Linked DNA regions of Homo sapiens: region 2 is linked to region 1. Evidence: read pairs that join two places in POLR2A ChIA-PET (ENCODE). Cell type or tissue: OCI-LY7. All regions are shown on one strand. Each heading gives the region's core, and the rest is flanking DNA. Links, peaks and the distances in the headings are about the cores only.

Evidence for each region. ChIA-PET counts read pairs that join two places held together with the same protein. Peaks named below come from ENCODE experiments on the same cell type or tissue, not always from the same donor. Only the 100,000 strongest peaks of a DNase experiment are listed, where the experiment ranks them.
Region 2: POLR2A ChIA-PET joins it to region 1 with 7 read pairs; 1 of 35 experiments calls an interaction of 5 or more read pairs at or near these places.

The regions. Positions count from the first base shown.
Region 1 is chr10:30,412,567-30,418,247 of GRCh38, reverse strand. No RefSeq gene overlaps it. Among named protein-coding and RNA genes, the nearest start is that of MAP3K8, 19 kb to the left of the region's middle. In OCI-LY7, for the core only: CTCF peaks have their summits at 3,857 and 4,061; DNase peaks (open chromatin) are centred at 2,417 and 4,047; H3K4me3 peaks cover 595 bases; H3K27ac peaks cover 1,205 bases.
Region 2 is chr10:32,352,691-32,358,371 of GRCh38, reverse strand. All of the region lies in intron 1 of EPC1-AS1 (EPC1 antisense RNA 1), which reads right to left. It also overlaps a transcript of EPC1 not described here. Among named protein-coding and RNA genes, the nearest start is that of EPC1-AS1, 8.2 kb to the right of the region's middle. In OCI-LY7, for the core only: no CTCF peak of the experiment used is centred there; no DNase peak of the experiment used is centred there; H3K4me3 peaks cover 856 bases; H3K27ac peaks cover 761 bases.

The DNA.
Region 1 (5,681 bases), core at 511-5,510:
TCTTTCTCTTTCTTTCTTTCCTTCTTTCTTTCTTTCTTTCCTTCCTTTTTTCCTTCCTTCCTTTCTCTTTCTTCCCTCTTTCTTTCCCTCCCTCCCTCCCTTCCTTCCTTCTTTCTTTTTTATTTTTGAGACAGAGTTTAGCTCTGTCACCCAGGTTAGAGTGCAGTGGCGTGATCTTGGCTCACTGCAACCTGCACCTCCTGGATTCAAGCGATTCTCCTACCTCAGCCTCCTGAGTAGCTGGGATTACAAGCGCCTGCCACCATGCCCCACTAATTTTTTTTCTTTTAGTAGAGATGGGGTTTCACCATGTTGGACAAGTTTGTCTTGGACTTCTGACCTCTAGTGATCTGCCTGCCTCGGCCTCCCAAAGTGCTGGGATTACAGGTGTGAGCCACCATGCCCAGCTAACAGTTTCTTTAGAAAGGTCAGTTTAAAGGCCTGTTTTTGTGTCTCAGGGAACTACATGGAGTGTTTGTTTTTTAATACACTGGGACAAAGAAGAGCAAGCCTAGTGTTTAATGTCCTGAGCCTTTAGCTATGTGGCTGCCCAGGCGGGCTTTTCTTTTCCTAACCCAGCTGGATTGCCATAGACCAACGAGAAGTGGCTTGACCCAGGAAGAAAACATGGGTTCTATCCCCAGGAGTGGAGTCAGAGTATTTCCCAGATGCTGGTCCCCATCCAACTAGAGGCTGTTTCCTCTGCCTTGCAACCACTGGCAGGTACAGGCACTTCTGCCCACAAGACAGTCTGGCAGCAGTAGCATTTCCTAAGAGATCCAGTGACAGATGGCTCTGACAGGATACAACAGCCTGCAGAGGAAAGAAACACGGGACAGCAATCTCTCTTGTCTCTTGTCTCTTCCAAGGACACTTTTCTTCCTTTCTTATTCTGAAGAAAAGAAGACATGAGTTAGTACTAAATGTGGCAGGAATAGTGGGCCAGGCGCGGTGGCTCACTCCTGTAGTCCTAGCACTTTGAGAGGCCAAGTGGGGAGGATTGCTTGAGCCCAGGAGTTCAAGACCAGCCTGGGCAACATAGGGAGACGCTGTATCTACAAATAAATAAATAAATAAATAAAATTAGCTGGGCATGGTGGCATCCACCTGTAGTGCCAACTACTCTTGAGGCCGAGATGAGGGGATGGATCACTTAAGCCTGGGAGCTCCAGACTGCACTGCACTCCAGCCTGGGCAACAGAGTCAGACCCCATCTCAAACAAACAAACAAACAAAATAATAGAAATGAGTAATGCTGTACTTGTATGAGTGACTGTGCATCTGAATTCATGGAATTATTGGGGTCTAAGTTCATAGAACTCATTACTAAAGAGGGGATCACAGTTGAAAATCACATGTAAGTAAATTAATAAAAGTCTCTGAAATCTAAGTCAAAAATTAATATGGAAGCAAGCATAGAAAAAAAGCATCCACTTGGTCTGCATGGAGAAAAGTGCTTAACTCCAGCAATAACTGGATTTGATGAGATGTTTTTCATGTGGTAAAACATACTCTTTAGCGCTGTGCGTTATGGCTCATGCCTGTAATTTTAGCACGTTGGGAGGCTGAGGCAGAAGGATCCCTTGAGCCCAGGAGTTCGAGGCCAGCCTGGGCAACATAGGTAGACCTTGTCTCTATAAAAATAAAATAATAAAATAAAATGAAATAAAATGAAAAAAGAAGACCATATCCTTTTCAGAAAATTAAATACAAAGAGTAGGTGTGGTGGATCATGCCTATAATCCCAGCACTTTGGGAAGCCAAGACTGGAAGATCTCTTGAGCTCTAGAGTTTGATACCAGCCTGGGAAACATGGAGACAATCTGTCTCTACATAAAATACAAAAACTAGCCAGGTATGGAGGCTCGCTACTTGGGAGGCTGACGGGGGAGGACCGCTTGAACCCAGGAGTTTAAAGCTGCAGTGAGCTGTGTTCACACCATTGCACTCCAGCCTGGGTGACAGAGTGAAACTCTGTTTCAAAAAAAGAGAGAAAGAAAAGTAAATTAAAAAGTAAATCTAGAATTCCATGAATTATTGGCACACATCCAGTGATGGTCTTCAGTAATGGTTCTCATGCTTTAGCTAAAACCATTTATAAATGCTAAACCTTGTTTTAAAAAAAATACAGATTCCTGAATCGCACTTCTAGATATTCTGATGAAGTAATTCTAAGGGTGCAGCCCAGAAATCTATATTTTAGTAAGCTCACCAAATACTTCTGACTCACGAATCAGTTCCCTGGACCAACTTTAGAAACTATAGTCTCCCAAAAACAGAAAGAAAACTTACTTGGGAATACACAAAGCCAAACTGCAAGAACATTAGTGTCAGATTCCAAAATCCAATGTTCACACTTTAAAACATTTGCCTATGGGCACTGGTACATGACTTTCAGTCTCACTGATTCTTCATGGTCTCCATAGCAACAACGGCTTAGAAAAAGAAATCACAGAGGAAATAAGAAAATTGTTAATGCTACTTCTTTTTTTTTTTCTTTGAGATGGAGTTTCGCTCTGTCGCCCAAGCTGGAGTGCAGTGGCGTGATCTTGGTTCAGTGCAACCTCTGCCTCCTGGGTTTAAGTGATTCTCGTGCCTCAGACTCCCGAGTAGCTGGGATTACAGGTGCGTACCACCACACCTGGCTAATTTTTGTATTTTCAGTAGAGACGGGGTTTTGCCATGTTGGCCAGGCTGGTCTCGAACTCCTGGTCTCAAGTGATCCCCCTGGCTTAGCCTCCCAAAGTGCTGAGATTACAGACAGGTGTGAGCCACCACACCTGGCCAAAATAATGAAGTGTTTCATAATGATGATTTCTTACGCTAGATAAAATATTCTATTACTACCTGTATCCTAGGGTTTTGTGGGTGTTAACTGAGCCAATATACCTAAAATGCTTAGAACTATAAGTGGCTAATATTAATATTAATCACTTAATAAATGTAATATGTTAGCTGGGCATGGTGGCATGTATGTAGCTCCAGCTACTCTGGAGGCTATGGCAGGAGGATCACTTGAGCCCAAGAGTCTTAGGCCACAGTGACCTATGATTGTGCTTGTAAACAACCACTGCACTCCAGCCTGGGCATCATAGTAGACCCTGTCTCTAAAATATATATGTGTGTGTGTGTGTGTGTGTGTGTGTGTGTGTGTGTGTGTGTGTGTATGTGTATATGTGTGTGTATGTGTATATACGTGTGTATATATGTAAATATACATATATATGTGATATACATATAAACTTAGATCTCTTCATATATGTTACATACAATGTAATATGTATATATGTGTTATATATAATATACATGTTTACATATTACACATGTTTATATATTGTTACATAAAATATATATCAGATGTAACACATGTAAATATGATATAACATATGTAACATAAATATGATATATACATATGATGTATACATATATGTAACATATAAAAATAGAGATCTATATTTACATATATTACATATAAATTATATTATATATAATATAAATATGTAGTATAATACATATTATATATTACATATAAATTATATGTAACATATGTATAAATAGAGATCTATATTTATAATCTAATAGTATTCTAATCTGTGGATAGATTACAAATTAAGTAGTCCCCTCCTCACATTGGAACTGTAGATTGCTTCTAACTTTCCTACATATATGGCATTGAAAATTCCTGTATGTACCTTCATGTGCATCTCTAATTCAGATAGATTTCTAGTAATGGAATTACTAGATCAAAAAGCATGAACAAGTTTAAGGGATGGACCTATAATCACAATGATTAGAAAGTCAGTCAAATCTGTGTTGGAATCACCACTTATTCTATGACCTTGGTCATTTTGCTTAATTTTCTCAATTTTCATATCCATAAAATGGGGATAACAACAACATTCACAGGCATATTGTGATGTAATTAGACACAACACAATACTGTCACACAGTATGTTCAAAGTAAATGTAAGCTGTTTTTATGAGGACATTTGAAACAGCAGGGCATTGCTTCATCCTAGCATTGGGTGAGAAAGCATTGGACAGTTTTCAACAGTGACTCCATGTGGCCATAATAGAAATAGCAGTGGCAGAAAACACGTGTTGTCAGAAATGACCAGATTTATCAGTTCTTTCTTTGGTGTTTGTTAACAGGACTGTCCATTTGGATGGCCAAAGCCTGTGCCCGAGATTCTTTTTTTTTTTTTTTTTTTTGAGACAGAGTTTCACTCTTGTCGCCCAGCCTGGAGTGCAACGGCAAAATCTCGGCTCACCGCAACTTCTGCCTCCCAGGTTCAAGCGATTCTCCTGCCTCAGCCTCCCGAATAGCTGGGATTACAGGCATGTGCCACCATACTTGGCTAATTTTGTATTTTTAGTAGAGATGAGGTCTCTCTATGTTGGTCAGGCTGGTTGCCAACCCCCAACCTCAGATGATCTGCCCGCCTTGGCCTCCTAAAGTGCTGGGATTACAGGCGTGAGCCACCGTGTCAGGCCATGAGATTCTTGAATAATTTGATACAGACAAAGTTCAGGAAAGAGATAATGGGCCCTGCTAATCTTTTTTTTTTTTTTTTTTTAAGATGGAGTCTCTTTCTGTTGCCCAGGATGGAGTGCAGTGGTGTGATTTCAGCTCACTACAACCTCTGCCTCCCATGTTCAAGCGATTCTCCTGCCTCAGCCTCCCAAGTAGCTGGAATTACAGGTGTGTGCCACCACGCCTGGCTAATTTTTGTATTTTTAGTAGAGACAGGGTTTCACTATGTTGGCCAGGCTGGTCTCGAATTCCTGACCTCAGGTGATCCACCCACCTCAGCCTCCCAAAGTGCTGGGATTACAGCTTGAGCCACAGTGACCAACCTGTATCTTTTAATATATTGCATGTATAATATATTGCACATGTAATATACTGTGACACACACACACACACGTGAAGCAGCTTGTAATGATTTCTAAGGAAACAACATAACAACAGTCTATCTCTCTGCATAATATAACCATGAGGAGTCACTTTGGCAATTTTATTTGTATCTTATATTTCCCAGCAAAATCTAAGAGTGAATCTTAGTGAATGGTTGGGATTGGCATGCTGATGTAGTTCATGAAAGTCCTCCTGGCTTGACCTGCTAGAGAAGTTGGGAGGCCCAGAATTTAGAAATACAACCAGAAGTGATTACATAACAAGCATGTTGACTACATTAAACAACTGGCTTGTCAGATGATGAATATACACATTTCACTCATTTTAGTTCAGAAAACATGTCAATCTTAAGCAATTCCATGGTTTCTACAATCCACTCATAAAGATTAAATGAAAGAAAATATGATTTTAAAATAAGCTTTTGGCCAGGCATGGTGCCTTCCGCTTATAATCCCACCACTTTGGGAGGCCGAGGCAGGTGGATCGCTTGAGGCCAGGAGTTCCAGACCAGCCTGGCCAACATGGGGAAACCCTGCCTTTACTAAAAATACAAAAATTAGCTAAGTATGGTGGTGCACACCTGTAGTCCAGGTATTTGGGAGGCTGAAGGATGAGAATCACTTGAACCCAGGGAGCAGGGGTTGCAGTGAGCCTAGATTTGTGCCACTGCACTCCAGCCTGGGCAACAGAGCGTGACACCATCTCAAAAAAAAAAAAAAAGAAAAGAAAAGAAAAGAAAAGAAAAAGAAAAAGACATTAAATT
Region 2 (5,681 bases), core at 364-5,363, 1.9 Mb before region 1:
ACACCCATCCTAAACCCACTTTTTATTTTTATTTTAAAAGTACTATTCAGATTATACGTGTTCTTTATAACAATGAAAAGTCAGTGCATTCTATACTTTAAGAGGGTAATTCTTAAGTAAATTGTTTTACAGATGCTAGATAAGTATCTTTGTCAAATAATAGTCTCAGAAGAGTATTTAATGAGATGGGAGCATTCTCAAATTATACTGAGAAGTAGCCTGGGCGTGATGGCTCATGCCTGTAATCCCACCACTTTGGGAGGCTGAGGCGGGTGGATCACTTGAGGTCAGGAGTTCGAGACTAGCCTGGCCAACATGGTGAAACCTTGTCTCCACTAAAAATACAAAAATTAGCTGGGTAAGGTGGCAGGCACCTGTAATCCCAGCTACTCGGGAGGCTGAGGCAGGAGAATCTCATGAATCCGGGAGGTGGAGGTTGCAGTGAGTGGAGATCATGCCATTACATTCCAGCCTGGCAACAGAGTGAGACTCTGTCTAAAAAAAAAAAAAAAAAAAAAAATTTATTGAGAAGGCCACAAAACAGAATAAACTGTATTATCTCTATATTGTAAAACCAGCCAATGAAAAGCAAAAACAAAAACTAACAAATGGGGCCAGGCATGGTGAATCACACCTATGATCCCAGCACTTTAGAAGGCTGAGGCAGGAGGACTGCTTGAGGTCAGGAGTGCAAGATCAGCCTAGCCAACGTAGCAAGACCCTGTCTCTAGAAAACAATTAAAAAATTATCCAGACATGGTGGCACGCACCTGTAGTCCCAGCTACTGAAGGCTGAGGCAGAAGGATCACTTGAATCCAGAAGTTTGAGGCTGCAGTGAGCCGTGATAGCACAACTGCACTGCAGCCTGGGCCACAAAGCAAGATCCTGTGTCAAAACCACAACAAAACTAACAAACAAAACCAGAAAAGACCAGAAGAAACAGAAACACAAAGTGTTAACCTTATTATAAATAAATCAATTGAAACAAAAAATATTATCTCGTTCCAATATACATGCTGCTGCAGTGCAACTGTCTTATTTTTTGTCTTATGCGTCTCGTGTTTGGGAAACCAAATTCAGAAGAAATCTTAAGATCTGGATGTGGCTTTTACCTGTGTCAGTAATTCATGTAGAGAAGTCATGTAGGTCTTTGGTTTCCAAGCTTCTACAGCTTTAACTCTGGAAGATACGTCATGTACTCTGTTCTAACATGGGAGGCGCTGAGGATGATAGCTACTCTGTGTCCCTGGCTATGTCCTGAAGCTTAACTGATTTTTGACTTCAAAGTGGTCTCATTCTTGTGAACAAGTACTTAAACAATGATTATAGGAGGGTACTGGGAAATCACTTTTTTGGGGGCTTTGGTAAATTTTTTTATTTTTATTTTTTTGATGCGGAGTCTCGCTCCCTCGCCCAGGCTGGAGTGCAGTGGTGCGATCTCAGCTCACTGCAAGCTCCGCCTCCCGGGTTCACGCCATTCTCCTGCCTCAGCCTCCCGAGTTGGGACTACAGGTGCCCACCACCACGCCCAGCTAATTTTTTGTATTTTTAGTAGAGATGGGGTTTCACCGTGTTAGGCAGGATGGTCTCGATCTCCTGACCCCGTGATCCGCCCGCCTCGGCCTCCCAAAGTGCTGGGATTACAGGCGTGAGCCACCGCGCCTGGCGGTAAATGTTTAATCAACGTGCGCAGGCACCACTAGGCCTATAACTTCCAATTCACGGCTCAGCTCACAGAGTCTATTTTCCTCCCACGGTGTCCTAAAGAAAATGGGTTTACTGTGACCTCCTCATTCTTTTTGATTCTCCTCGTTGATCTCCTCCTTGAAATGCTGACCTCATTTGGCTTGTCTCCAGGCTTGTCCCAGCCTCTCCCTCTGTTCTTGTCCTGGGTATCTTCTAGATGTTGGTATTCCCCAGGGCTCCATTCTCTATGCTCCTCTCTCACTCCCTGAGTGAGTCTTCACACCAAGAATCCCACTCCATGGGCTTCCAGTCATTCACTTTCCCTTCCCTGCTCTGAAAGGGAAGGGGAACTAGATTCACAGTGCTTACCTAAGCAATTGGCACAATGTTACTCAAGGTGTCATGGAGAAGAATAAATATAGTGAAAGATAAAACATTTTATTTCACTAATCTTAATTTATTAGATGATAATTCTGTACCCCAAGTTTCAGTAAGAAAACAGAATTTCCTTCCTCGTGTTATAAAAGCAAAAGCAATTCATGATATTTTCTCTCTCGAAGCCCTTCCTCCCTGACAGTCTTTGTCTACCACCCACTAATAAATTGTACTTAAATGTTCCAACATATGTTTCTACTTCATTAACAATTTTTCTCTAAATTTTGTTCCTTTGTTCCTTCACCCATCATGTACCATCTGTACCATACTGATTTGTATGTGCATTACTTAGTAAAACTAATGCTTAAGTAGTCTATCTACTCAAAAGTGTAAGGCACTGGCCAGGTGCAGTGGCTTACACCTGTAATCCCAGCACTTTGGGAGGCCAAAGCAGGCAGATCACCTGCGGTCTGGAGTTCAAGACCAGCCTGGCCAACATGGTGAAACCTTGTCTCTACTAAAAATACAAAAATTAGCTGGGTGTGGTGGCGCACGCCTGTAGTCCCAGCTACTCGGGAGGCTGAGGCAGGAGAATGGCTTGAACTCAGGAGGCGGAGGTTGCAGCCAAGATCATGCCACTGCACTCTAGCCTGGTCAACTCTGTCCCAAAAAAAAAAAAAAAAAAAAAAAAAAAAAAAAAAAGGGTAAGGCACTAAAGGTAGTGTGTTCTTTGTTTTTGTCTTTCTACCATTTATAACCTTGCACCAATGCCTGGCCTACACATAGTAATCTGTCAGTATGTGCCAGTCAATGGATTTAATGGGTTGACAGTAATTTAACGTAATCCAGTTTAGATAAATACCACCAAATATTTCTAAAATGTATACAGTTTAATTTGTACATTTTTCTAAGATAGACTTTTATTCTGAGAAATTAATTGTTGGGATGAGACATGGAAGAGACTACCGAATAGTTCCTCTGCTAAGGAGTAAATTATTATTTTTCAAGTTCAGTTTCTCAACAGTTTCCTGTTCACGCATCCCACCACTTCTCCAACTGCAACTAGTAGTATCCTCCTTAAAATGCTGTCATAGAGGTATCAACTGCTTGCCAGCACAGTGAGGAAAAGATCAGATGATTTACAGCAGTGGTCCCCAGTCTTTTTGGCACCAGGGACTAGTTTCATGGGAGACAACTTTTCTATGGATCCAGGGGAGGGAGTGCTCCCCCTATGAGGATGATTCAAGTGCATTACATTTATTGTGCACTTTCTTTCTATTATTATTACATTGTAATATATAATGAAACAGTTCTACAACTCACCATAATGTAGAATCAGTGGGAGCCCTGAGCTTGTTTTCCTGCAACTAGACAGTCCTATGTGGGGACAGTGATGGGAGGCAGTGACAGATCATCAGGCATTAGATTCTCATAAGGAACATGCAACCCAGATCCCTCAATGTGCAGCTCAGAATAAGGCTTGAGGTCCTATGAGAATCTAATGCCGGGTGAAGCTTGGGTGGTAATGTGGGCACTAGGGATTGGCTGTAAATACAGATGAAGCTTTGCTGGCTTGCCTGCCACCCACTTCTGTGCTGTGTGGCCAGTTACACATTACACATTTACAATAAATGTGTAAATCCCAATACATTTACACATTTATTGTGTAAATCCTAAGGTTATAGAAAACCTAAACCTTAGGATTTACACAATAAATGTGTAAAGACATTCTATTTAGATTACATAGAAAATCTAAAATGTATTGTGTGACATCTTTTTTAAATCCCAATACTGCTGCAACTACAATTCTCAGATAGTCCCATTTGTTTAAATCACGCATTTTCTTTCTTTTTTTTGAGGCAGAGTCTCACTCTGTCGCCCAGGCTGGAGTGCAGTGGCACAATCTTGGCTCACTTCAAGCTCCGCCTCCCGGGTCCACACCATTCTCCTACCTCAGCCTCCCAAGTAGCTGGGATTACAGGCGCCCACCACCATGCCCAGCTAATTTTTTGTATTGAATCATGCATTTTTCATTTCTTTTTTGTTGTTGTTGTTAAACTTCATATTGAAGATAAAGTTAAACTGAAATAACTTTGAGTCCATCCTGCTACTGTTTGCTAAGATTGATAATTTGCCCTTTATTCTCTTAAGGTACAGATATATTGTTTCTAAATATATTCTGAATGATTTTATTTTATGTGAAAAATAGTTCTTAAAGATTATGTACAGACCTCCATGCACAAATTACTCAGTAAGGAAATCAGTACTTCAGATATTGTTTCTGTGACACCTTAGTAAATATATTGAAAGGCAACTGTAATATTTTCTTTCCAACATTTCCTAGATGAAAAAAACAACATACTATAAAGGGCTTCCAGTGTTTGTTTACCTAAATGTTATGGTGGAAGAATTGTTTGCAGTCATTTCTTTATGTAGCTTATTATGAAAGTAAAAAGCAGGAAGTTAAGAGAAATGATTAGAAATGATTACTTCAAGTGATAATGTATTCAGTATTCATACTTTTGCAGAATGCTTTAAATTATTGCACTACATCACTTTTTAATGTAGAGATCATTGTGCATTTACATGGTTTAAAGATATTAATTTCACATTTTCCCAATTAAATACAAATACAGTACCTCACTTTATTATTAGTCCCGTGAGGATGTAGAGACCATATCTTGTTTATTATTGTTTCTCCAACACAAACTGTCTTGCCTTAGCTCTTAGTAAACATTTGATAAATATTTGTTGAATGCTTGAAGAAATGAGGAATCCGGACTCCTGCTACCAAAACCAGTATTATGATTTTTAATCTTGTTGTCCCATCAAAGAGAGTTTAACTCTTTGCATCACTGTCCATTCTGGCTGTCATTCTTTCCTGCCTGGCTCAGAAAAAGACAGCCCTAAAATTAACCCATTTAAATGATTCTTTGCTTTTAGTATACAAACATGCCCACATCTCTCCTACTTTCAAAAACAATGAAACCCTTGACTTCAAATAGCTACCCCTTTCTCTCTCTCTTTGCCCTTCATTACCAACCCTCTTAAACATCTCTTTCTTCGATTCTAGTTCGCACTTCACTTCAATCTGGGACTGCACTCTGGAATCAGATACCAGGGATTTCTTTTTTTGCTTTTTTTTTTTTTTTTTGAAATGGAGTTGTGCTCTTGTTGCCCAGGTTGGAGTGCAATGGCGCGATCTTGGCTCATTGCAACCTCCGCCTCCTTGGTTCAAGGTATTTTTCTGCCTCAGCCTCCTGAGTAGCTGGGATTACAGGCATGTGCCACCACGCCCAGCTAATTTTATATTTTTAGTAGAGACAGGGTTTCTCCGTGTTGGTCAGGCTAGTCTTGTACTCCCCACCTCAGGTAATCTGTCCGCTTCAGCCTCCCAAAGTGCTGGGATTACAGGTGTGAGCCACTGTGTCTGGCCAGATAGATACTAGGGATACTAAGCACTGCCTCTTATCAGCTTCCTGGCCATAAGCCAGTCACACAACCTCTCTAAACCCAACAGGAAATACCTAACAGGGCTGTCACGAAAATTGAGATAATGCATTTAAAGTATTTCTGCATCACCTAGTACATACTAGGTGTTCCATAAATGGTAGCTATT